Regions from separate parts of the Homo sapiens genome. Here region 1 is linked to region 2. A link is a contact called in ENCODE Hi-C or POLR2A ChIA-PET data. All regions are on one chromosome and are shown on one strand. Each heading gives the region's core, a stretch centred on a gene start or an enhancer-like site at or near the end of the contact. The rest is flanking DNA. Distances are from core to core; before and after follow the strand shown. Region 1 has its middle 200 kb from the start of LINC01228. Region 2 overlaps WWOX (WW domain containing oxidoreductase).

Region 1 (4,576 bases), core at 291-2,790, 1.8 Mb after region 2:
ACACGTACATTCCATGGCCCGGAAAAACCCAGAAAATTGACATTTATTGAAAGGGTGGGGAGAGGATGGAAGGGAGTGTGTACCAATTCTATTGCCATCTGATTTATCTACTGTGAGGTCGAAAGGCCTGTAACTACCACAAGTAAAAGCTGTTGCCTGGCTAGATCAGCAATAAGGAAATTAATCAGAGTTCTCTACACAGAAATATCTAATCCATAGGGATTAATATAGCACATAATCCACACCCATCTAATTTTTCTTCTAAAGTACACTGGACTAAAGTTATGAATTAGCTAACCTTTGTATGCTGGTCACCCTTTGCACATAAGAAGAATTTGGTATATGAATATAAAACACTGGCCACAGAGTCTCCTTCAACTTTAATCTGACAGTTTCCTATATATTATATTATACTATATTGCTAGTATTCATTGTTTCAAATCATATGTTATATATTATATATCACTTTTATACTATATATTCATATATATTCTAAATAAGTGTATATGATATTTATTATTTATAATACTTTTGTATATACATTTATGTCATAAAGACATGTTAAGTACAGAAAGTTTTGAAAATTTAATCAAGATGGAAAATGTTCACTGAACTTCCATAACTACTGGTAATATTTTTATGTTTCATTCTAGTCTTTTACAGTTGGATTTTTTTCCAGAGTAGAGAGACCTTTTGTTGTTGTTAATGTAGCTTTGACCCTAAGGCTTTAAAAATTTTGTTTTCTGCTTTACCATTTAACCCAGCATTTTAGCACTAGGATCTTCTATAGTACTGAGGACTTCAAAAGATTTTCCAATAGCTGAATGCCCAGTACATTTACCACTTATAGACGAAACCAAATTGTATAGTTGGATTTGAAAAGTGCTTTCTGTATTCCCTTATTATAAGTAATAATTTAGAAAACGTTTCTCTCTTCATAACTATCTTTTTTATTTCAGATTGCGTCTTTAGCTTAAACCTAGAAGGTCCAATGTCACAAGACTTTTAAGCCCAACTTCACGACAGAAAGCTTCCATTGATTTTTGCCACACTCATCATCAGTGGGTATACATCTCTCTCTACCTTCACAATCCTGGAATATGCATATGTTGAAGGAGGAATACTGTTAATTTCATCAGTGTAAAATTTTTATCCTTGTTTGTTAAATAAATGTATTTCTTCTACTGAATTGCTTTTTAAATTGACTTCACTTTTTTTACATAGCTCTTAAAAAGGAGAGTTATTGCTTTTTCATATCTCCAAAGTTTGGGTGCTAATTAATCTGCACCTCTAAAAGTTAAAGTAAGTTACCCACAGGTTTTTTCTAGTCCTGAAAAGCAATTTATCTGCCTGTTTCAAATTATAACCACATCAATGATGATGATGATGATATTGTCCTTGGGCATATATGTGAAAGAAGCAACTCGTGAGAAGTGGGGCCAACTTGTTTTGGAGATTCCAGGACTTGTCTTTGGGCAAGTCTCCTTCCTGACAACCCCCTCCCCAGTCTGTGGGGACAGATTCAGGCTTGTGTGGCACTTGAATACTCTCGATCTGCCCTTATGTAATAAGTGTTACTCATGTCCCAGTATGAGTCACCCAATCCCTCGCCCGGGGCATCTCCGCCAGGCTGTAGAGTTTCCCACCTGCCCTGATCCCTGTCTGAATAGAGATAGCATGACTCAGCGCCGGGGAAAGGGTGGTTCTCTCTGTCTAGCTGATGTCCTCAGCTCCAGGAAGCTCTGGGCTTGCGGCATGACAGCAGAGAGAAGGGCCACGCTGCTCACGTCAGCAGTGCCCCACTGAGGGGGCCCGATGCAGGAAGAGGCAGCCCAGAGGCCAGCCGGTCCCCACCACCCAGCTACCGGGTTTGGAGAGGAAACACAGAGCAGTGTCTATTTAGATCTTCAGCGAGGTTTCCTTTCTTTCTCCACGGTCTCACGGGCAGTCAGAAGGATATGAATAATAATAACAACTGCTACTATTTTTTGAACACTGAATGCTTGCATTTGGCAAGCATCGTGCAAGGTATTTTACACATGTTAACACATTTAATCATCACAACAAGACAATGAAGGAGCTCCTATCATTTTGCCCATATGAAAGATGCGAAAACTAAGGCCCTGAGGGAATAAGTCCAGTCCACATAGCTGGGTAAGACACAGATCTGGAATTGAAACTCGGTCTCCAGAGCTTTCTCTCTTAACCACTAGACCAGTCTTTTCAAACTGTAAAGTGTACATGAATCACCCCGGGATCCTGTTAAAATGCAGATTCTGATTCAGCAGGTCTGGGATGAGACCTGGGAGTCTGCATTTCTAGCAATCTCCCAGGTGAGGAAGATGCTACTGATCCACGCCCCACCTGTTGAGGAACATGGCTCTATATTATACTGCTTTCACACTATGCTTTGGACTAGTCTTTAGTGGGAAAATACTGTATTCACTTAACTCTTTCTTTATCCATTCATTGTCTATTTATACTTTCAGACAACAACCACGGAATCCCCACCATGAGTCAAGCATGGAGAACATAGAGATGGACATGGCTCCCTCATAAACATGGAAAAAATCAGTTCAACAAGGAGACAAGACCCTCTATCACACACATATATAATTATAATTATACAGCAAGATAAGGCTGAAAACAGAGGGTTGTTCTGTGCATGGTGCATAAAGAAGAGGTGATCTTGCCAGTGAGTCAGAGAAAGTGCTCCAAAGCGTGGAGGGAGGAAGCCCAGGCATGATGTACCTCAAAGGTCTGGTCTCCTAAGAATAGTGAGATGTTCTCCTATTTGTAGCCCAGGATTCATGGTGGGTAGAAGGGGAGAAGAGGCTCTCAGGATAGACAAGAGACAGTCTCCTCGCTAGAGACCCCTCCCTTCCCATGCCCCCATCCCGTGGCTATTTTTCTCCTTTTGTTTGTCTTATTCCTTCCACAAAGACTATTCTTACCCAAACACCAAACACCGCCCATAAGCTGGATCACTTCAAGATCCAGTCCAAATGTCCTTCCTCCACATTTTCTCAGACCCCTCCCTTCCCATGCCCCCATCCCATGGCTATTTTTCTCCTTTTGCTTGTGTTATTCCTTCCACAAAGACTATTCTTACCCAAACCCCAAACACTGCCCATAAGCTGGATCACTTCATGATCCAGTCCAAATGTCCTTTCTCCACATTTTCTCCAAAGCGCACGACCTTCATATACATGAGAAGGAACTCTTGCCAGTGGCGGCTTATTCTGTGCCAGACACCTTGTTAAGGTTTTTGCATATGCTAAGTCATTTAACAGTCCAAATAACTCAGAAATATTGTAATTTTTTTATCTTATTTGGTAATGAGGAAAGTGGAAGCACCAACTTAAGAAACTTCTATCAGACCACCCAGCTCCAGTGCATGCTAGCTGGATTACAAGAGAGGCAGGTTCTTAACTGCTAAGCAGCAGGGCCCCATAGCCACTAAACCTCTCTATCGCCATTATCTCATTCACCCTCTTGAATACAAGAAGGCTTTGCTGAGTGCAAACATTTCTAAGTAGCTTGCAAGAGTCTTGACAACAATGCCCTGGGAAGAAAGAAGAGATTTGTGCAGCAGGAGCTTTGGGAGTAGGGAAATAACAGTGGAAAACTAAGCTGAAACAGCAGGTGGGATTAGGAAAGGAGCAATGATTCACACATTTACTGTGGCTGCACTTGAGGCCTTTCCAGATAGGGGCTGATATGGTTTGGGTCTGTGTCCCCACCCCAAATCTCATGTGGAATTGTAATCTCCAACGATGGAGGAGTGGCTAGAGGGGAGTTGATTGGCACATGGTGGTGTAGTTCTCATGAATGGTTTAGCACCATCTCACCTTGGTACTGCATAGTGAATGAGTTCTCAGGAGATCTCGGTGTTTAAAAGTGTGAGGCACCTCCCATCTGTCTCTTAGTCCTGCTCCTTCCATGTAAGACAGCCTGCTTCCCCTTTGCCTTCCACCATGAGTAAAATCCTCCTAAGAGCTCCCCAGAATCAGGTGCCGACATGCTTCCTGTGCAGCCTATGAAACCATGAGCCAATTAAACCTCTTTTCTTTATAAATTACCCAGTCTCTGGTATTTCTTTCTATCTGTGCAAGAACGAACTAATGAGGGAGCCTAATGGAGTCAATATTGCAATGGCAAGTCCTACAAAAATTATCATCAAAATGGCTCCTAAACAGGGACCATCTGACGTGTTGCTGCAAGATGAGGCTAGCCACTTGTTATCAGTCAACAGGAAGGACTCAGTGCATTCCAGGCCCAAGAAACAGGCAGTCTCCTGCCGTGACCATTACCAGAGTGAACCCATGTCCTGAGTGAATGAACCGAAAGCGATGGGTCATTTGGTCCATGTTTAACACAGCAGAGTTCCTGACTCCCCCAGGCCAAGAAGAAACCACTAAGTTTTCCTGCATATCTGTGAACAACAAATCATATGACCGTTGACCCAAGTACAATGTATCCTAATACAGTGTTTCTCAGAGTGAAGTCCCTGGACACACAGCATCAGCAGCTCCCGGGAACTTATTAAAATGCAAATTCTTGGGCCCTGCCCCAA
Region 2 (4,840 bases), core at 1,956-4,455:
TTACAGCTTTTTATTTATTTATTTATTTTTTTTAGATCTTTCCAAATTATATTAAGTGCAGCATCTGGGGAAAGAAGAATGGGAATGGAAGGAGTGTGTTTAAAATGTGGGTGGTTTTGTCAATTCCTATTGGGAATGCTTGTATTTGAATGTATATACATATGCATATTTATGTGTAATGTCTATTTCATGCTAAATAGGGAGTGATCAAGTTGAAAAATAAGAAATGCTGTTTGAATTTTTAAAATAGGTTATAAATTATAACATGAAAATCAAATACAATGGGTAAAACCAGTAAATTTTAAATAAGTTTACATTTGTTGTCGTGATGTGACTGTGACGTTACCTGAGATCTCAGCAAGGAGCTCTGCAGCCCGAAAAGACCAACTGGAATGATTTGATCAGAAAGGGAATGGGTATTAGGCTGCTCCACTGATACTTTATCCACTTCGGGAGAGAGAGCCCTGTTCCTTCTTCATCTAGCTCAAGCCAACTGTCAGAAATGCATGTCAGAGCTACACAATTCTATCCAAGGCATTAACTGTTGTCAAGTCTGTTTTTTATGAATATGTTTCAATATAAGAAATTGTCTTAGGCCCAAAGTGAAACGTCTTCCTCCTTGACTCATAGCAAGCTCATGCAGGTATTTGAACATTGTTCTGTATAATATGTGCACCTTTGAGAAATCCCATGATTCTTGCTATTCTTTGTAAATCTAATACCTTCCATCCAGAGAGAGAGTATACATGTGGAGTCAATTGGGAGTACCTTTTGTATCCTCTAGTCTGAGCCTTACAGGTTAAAGGAGAATGTTGGATTTGCTTTTGAAAGTATGGGCTTGCGGAGATTAAAAAAAAAAAAAAAGAAACCTTGAATAATCATGTACAAATATAAATACTGTATGTAGAATAAGTGTAATGGATCACATTTATGATGAAATATGTATGTCTTTCCAAGGGTAAGACCTTCATAATTCATTTATAAGTTACCTTCTTTCTCTTACATGTAAGTAGCAGAATAGTAATTTTCTTCGTTCTTTCTGAAGAATTGCCACACAGGGAATGAAAAGAAGAAAGGATAAACTTTTCTTAAACAGCAGAATGTTATTCAGAGATAACTGGAAAAAAGTACGAGAAAAGCCAAAAAGAAAAAAAAAAATTGTGGGTCCTGGTGATGTTGGAAAAATGACGTGTGAGCTGAAGTTCCAGACGCCGAGCTTCATCTATTTTGTCATGTTATGACAGAAATCATTACAAGGGTGATAGGTTTATTTATAAAGACTTGCTTCAATATTCAAAGTACATCTATTCTAGCATTCCTCATTTTGAGCCAGGCTGTGGATCAAGATGAAAGAAAAATTAAATTGTATATTGAAGAGCTCTTAATTGAGCCATGCTGTATTTAACAGGGAAGCATCGGCTTCAGGCAGTCGATACCACTGAGGATTTTTAATGCCCTGCATCATGAGACTGTCAGTTTGCTTTGGAGAATGCAAACAGGCTAATGACAAAGCCCTGCAAACTTTTGTAGTTGCTGCTGGTCTCTTTGGAAGGCAAGTGCTAATTTACCCACAGTTGAAACCTGACACACACACGCGCGTGCACACACACAGACACACACTCTCTCTCTCTTTCTCTGTCTCTCTCTCTTTCTCTGTCTCTCATAAGGAACTAAATCCTGCGTTTTCTCACCAGAGGGCTAATGACACACTGCTTAGTCACCCAAAACCTGTTTCCTAAGGAGCCACTTTGGGGCTTGTTTAAAGTTTTTAATGTAAGGCATTATATAATATTAGATTTCCCCTGTTTTTCCTTAATCAATGTAAATTCAATTGCATTTCAGAGGGTGGCCAAGTGGCATTTCATCATCTCTAATATCCATTTAAAAATGTTAGGTCTACCCAGTTATAATTCTCCAAAGTAGCCTATCTGTGGTTTAATATGTTATCTACATTCTCTAAGGCAGTGTTAATTTCCTTTTGTAGTTAATCTATCCTACTACCAAATTTAGTATATTTATAGTTAAAGATTCTGTTAAGAGCTAAGTGATTTAAGTACATCTGGGATAAAGTGGCCTTGGCTTTAACTATGAAACAAATTTTCTTTATTTCATTCTCTTCACTGATAAATCCATAGTAACTGGAGGCATTTTTAGAATTGTGGGCAATTTCAGCCTCTAAAGTTTGATTAAAGATACTTCAGATATTCCTACTGAGAGGCTAGAGGGCTGAAAGGAATTTATTTTGGGTTCTGGCCCTAGTGCAGCTCAGTGGAAGAGAACAGACATTGTGAGTTTAATTCCCACGCTGCCAATTTCCCACGAGTCTAGGGTGGGTGTTACTTCTCAAGAAGGCGATGGTAGAACCGCTGGAGACTTCTTATGGCTGTGGCAGGGGACTCACACGTCACAAGGAGTCCAGAGGCATGGCTTTGAAGAGCTCTTTTCATTCATTCTTCCTTTTGTTCACTTGTACATCAAATACATGCTGTGGGCCTACTGTGTGCTGAGCACTGATCTTGTCAGGTTCTTGGGGAAGACTTCATTGCTGAGGTGACCTTTGAGCTGAGTGTATGAGTGCAAGAGAGAGCGATCACACCTGGGAACTGCTTAATAAAGTCCCCGGCATCTTGAAGCCACTTGCAGACCTTGGCAGTTGCTGTTGCTCCTGCTGCTGCTGCTGCTGCTGCATTGTCAAGACTACATTGATGTCTTGGAAATATAGAAAAAAGAGGCTGCTGGACTGTGTGCTTAGAATCAGTGTGCTAACTCTGTTACCAACACCGTAGAGAAGTGGTTCCAGAAGGAAGAGTTCAGGGTGAGAATGAATAACGGAGTGGCTTTGCAGTGGGAACCTGGCTTTGCAGCACAGCTAGGATTGGAGAAGATCTTCCCAGCAGGGAGAAGAACTCAAAGAACATGCATGAAGGGAGGAAGGTTGCACCAGTGGGAGGGACCAGAATATGGTGTGGAAAGAACGAGGTTCAAATCCAGGCTCTGTCATTAACTGCCCCTACCCTCTCTGAGCTGAGTTTGTTTTGGACACTGGAGATAATGCATGTTAACATCCTGGTAGCTCTATTTATTTGCTACCATGGTACATAATCATGGGAGCTCTATTTATTTGAACATCTTCTTTTGTTATTATTTGGTGTATTTGGGAAAGGCATGTGGGAGCAGCAAGCAGGTGAGCATCCTGTTTGGAATGCAGGGCCGGGAACTGCCCTGCCCAGTCCAGCCTCATTCCAGAGGCTAGCACCTGGCCTCAGCTGTAGAGCTGCTGGGAGCATTTCAGCTCTCTGCTTCTTTGGCAGTCTAGTGCTGTCACAGAAGGAAAGCTCACTCCATGGAAAAGGGGGGATTGATTTCTTCTCTGAGGGCAGAGGCTGATCAATCTAGGCTGGTAGGAATAGATGTAACCTCAGAGGAAACAATTTGCATTGGCGAAAGCAAGTCAATGGCCATCCCCAAATTCAAAAGGACAGGGAAGTGTAATCCTACTGTGATCCCTAAAGCATCCAGGCCCCAGGAATGGTGGTGATTTGCCAGGGGGAAATGGAGGAACAACCCCTTCTTTGACTACCTCTGTAGTTTATATTGGATTCTGCAAAGTCCCATGAGGACTGATAGATGGGCTGTGTCTGCATTTGAATTTTGTAGCTGAAATGTGGGTGAGTTCACCTAGGTCCCCTTCATGACAAGGTGGTGAGAAACATTTTCTTGTTCTACAAATCTGAATTAGGTCCACGAAAGAGGGTATGCAGCATAGAGAGGAACCAAAAAGGACGCAAGATTTAGGATAGATATTGCCCCTTGGGAGGCCTGCCTGGTCTGCCCTTGATAACTCATGAACAGTCTGGTAATGCTGGAAGGCAAAGTAAAAGCCAACCTCTTGAGAAAGACATGGAACACAGGATGGAACTTGAACTGCTTAAAATGGCTTTTCTCAGGCCAGCTGCACTGGAGTGTGCTGCTGTAACAAACACGCCCGGATCTCAGTGGCTTAGCATGGTGAATTCATTTCCCATTCGTGATATCTGACCACAGATGGGAGGTAAGGGGCTGTGCTTTAAAGTCATTCATGGATCTGGCTGGGCCCGATGCCTCACACCTGTAATCCCAGCAACTTGGGAGGTGGGCGGATCACTTTAGGTCAGAAGTTCGAGACCAGCCTGGCCAATATGGTGAAACTCCATGTCTACTAATAACACAGATTAGTCAGGTATGGTGACGTGCACCTGTAATCCCAGCTACTCGGGAGACTGAGGCACAAGGATTGCTTGAACCGTGGAGGCAGAGGCTGCAGAGAGCTGAGATCATGCCACTGTACTCTAGCCTGGGTGACAGAGCGAGACTGTATCTCAAAAAAAAAAAAAAAAAAAAAATCTTTCAGGGATCCAGGCTGACCTCAGCACCATCTCTTACATGTGCCTCTGTTCTTTCCCTAATATAAGGGAGCATGGGGGATTAGTGTCTGGCTTAAGCACTTCCACTCAGAAATCTTGCTTCTCCCCACAATCCATTGGTGAAAGCAAGGCAATGGTCATGCCCCAATTCGAAAGATAAGTGCAGTCCTACTGTGTGCCCTAAAGAATTGAAGATCAGGATACTTATGAGCAGCGCTCACAACTGCCATAGTGGCAATGCGAATGGCATCTATTTTTAATGTGACTGAGAAAATAATTGGTCAGATATTGCAGGATTTTTGTGGGGGAGAGGGTGGAAAAGAACTTACAGATTAAAAAAAGAACTGGCATAGCACCTAGATTTTAAACAGAAGGAAAAGATGACATTGGGGACCAGAGACAGAAATTTCACTTCTGTGCCATGACAAATACCAGGG

The links. Hi-C counts contacts between places; a loop is a spot of excess contacts on that map. ChIA-PET counts read pairs that join two places held with the same protein, here RNA polymerase II (POLR2A). Pooled maps may share reads with other maps.
Region 1: a loop to region 2 is called in a map of PC-9, with 11 times the contacts of the local background. The contact joins two enhancer-like sites. A Hi-C loop is called at or near these places in 1 of 168 maps with a recorded cell type or tissue (PC-9) and 1 of 50 pooled maps. POLR2A ChIA-PET finds 5 or more read pairs at or near these places in 2 of 52 experiments (GM12878 and activated T-cell).

The regions. Positions count from the first base shown.
Region 1 is chr16:80,025,616-80,030,191 of GRCh38, forward strand. No RefSeq gene overlaps it. Among named protein-coding and RNA genes, the nearest start is that of LINC01228, 200 kb to the left of the region's middle. RefSeq lists enhancers at 1,171-2,370, 1,880-1,939. Within about 2 kb of position 1,541, at least 6 of the 41 ENCODE cell types and tissues checked have a DNase peak (open chromatin) inside an H3K27ac peak, as active enhancers do; they include PC-9, where a contact is called at or near this core.
Region 2 is chr16:78,208,891-78,213,730 of GRCh38, forward strand. All of the region lies in intron 5 of WWOX (WW domain containing oxidoreductase), which reads left to right. Among named protein-coding and RNA genes, the nearest start is that of WWOX-AS1, 30 kb to the right of the region's middle. Within about 2 kb of position 3,206, at least 4 of the 41 ENCODE cell types and tissues checked have a DNase peak (open chromatin) inside an H3K27ac peak, as active enhancers do; they include PC-9, where a contact is called at or near this core.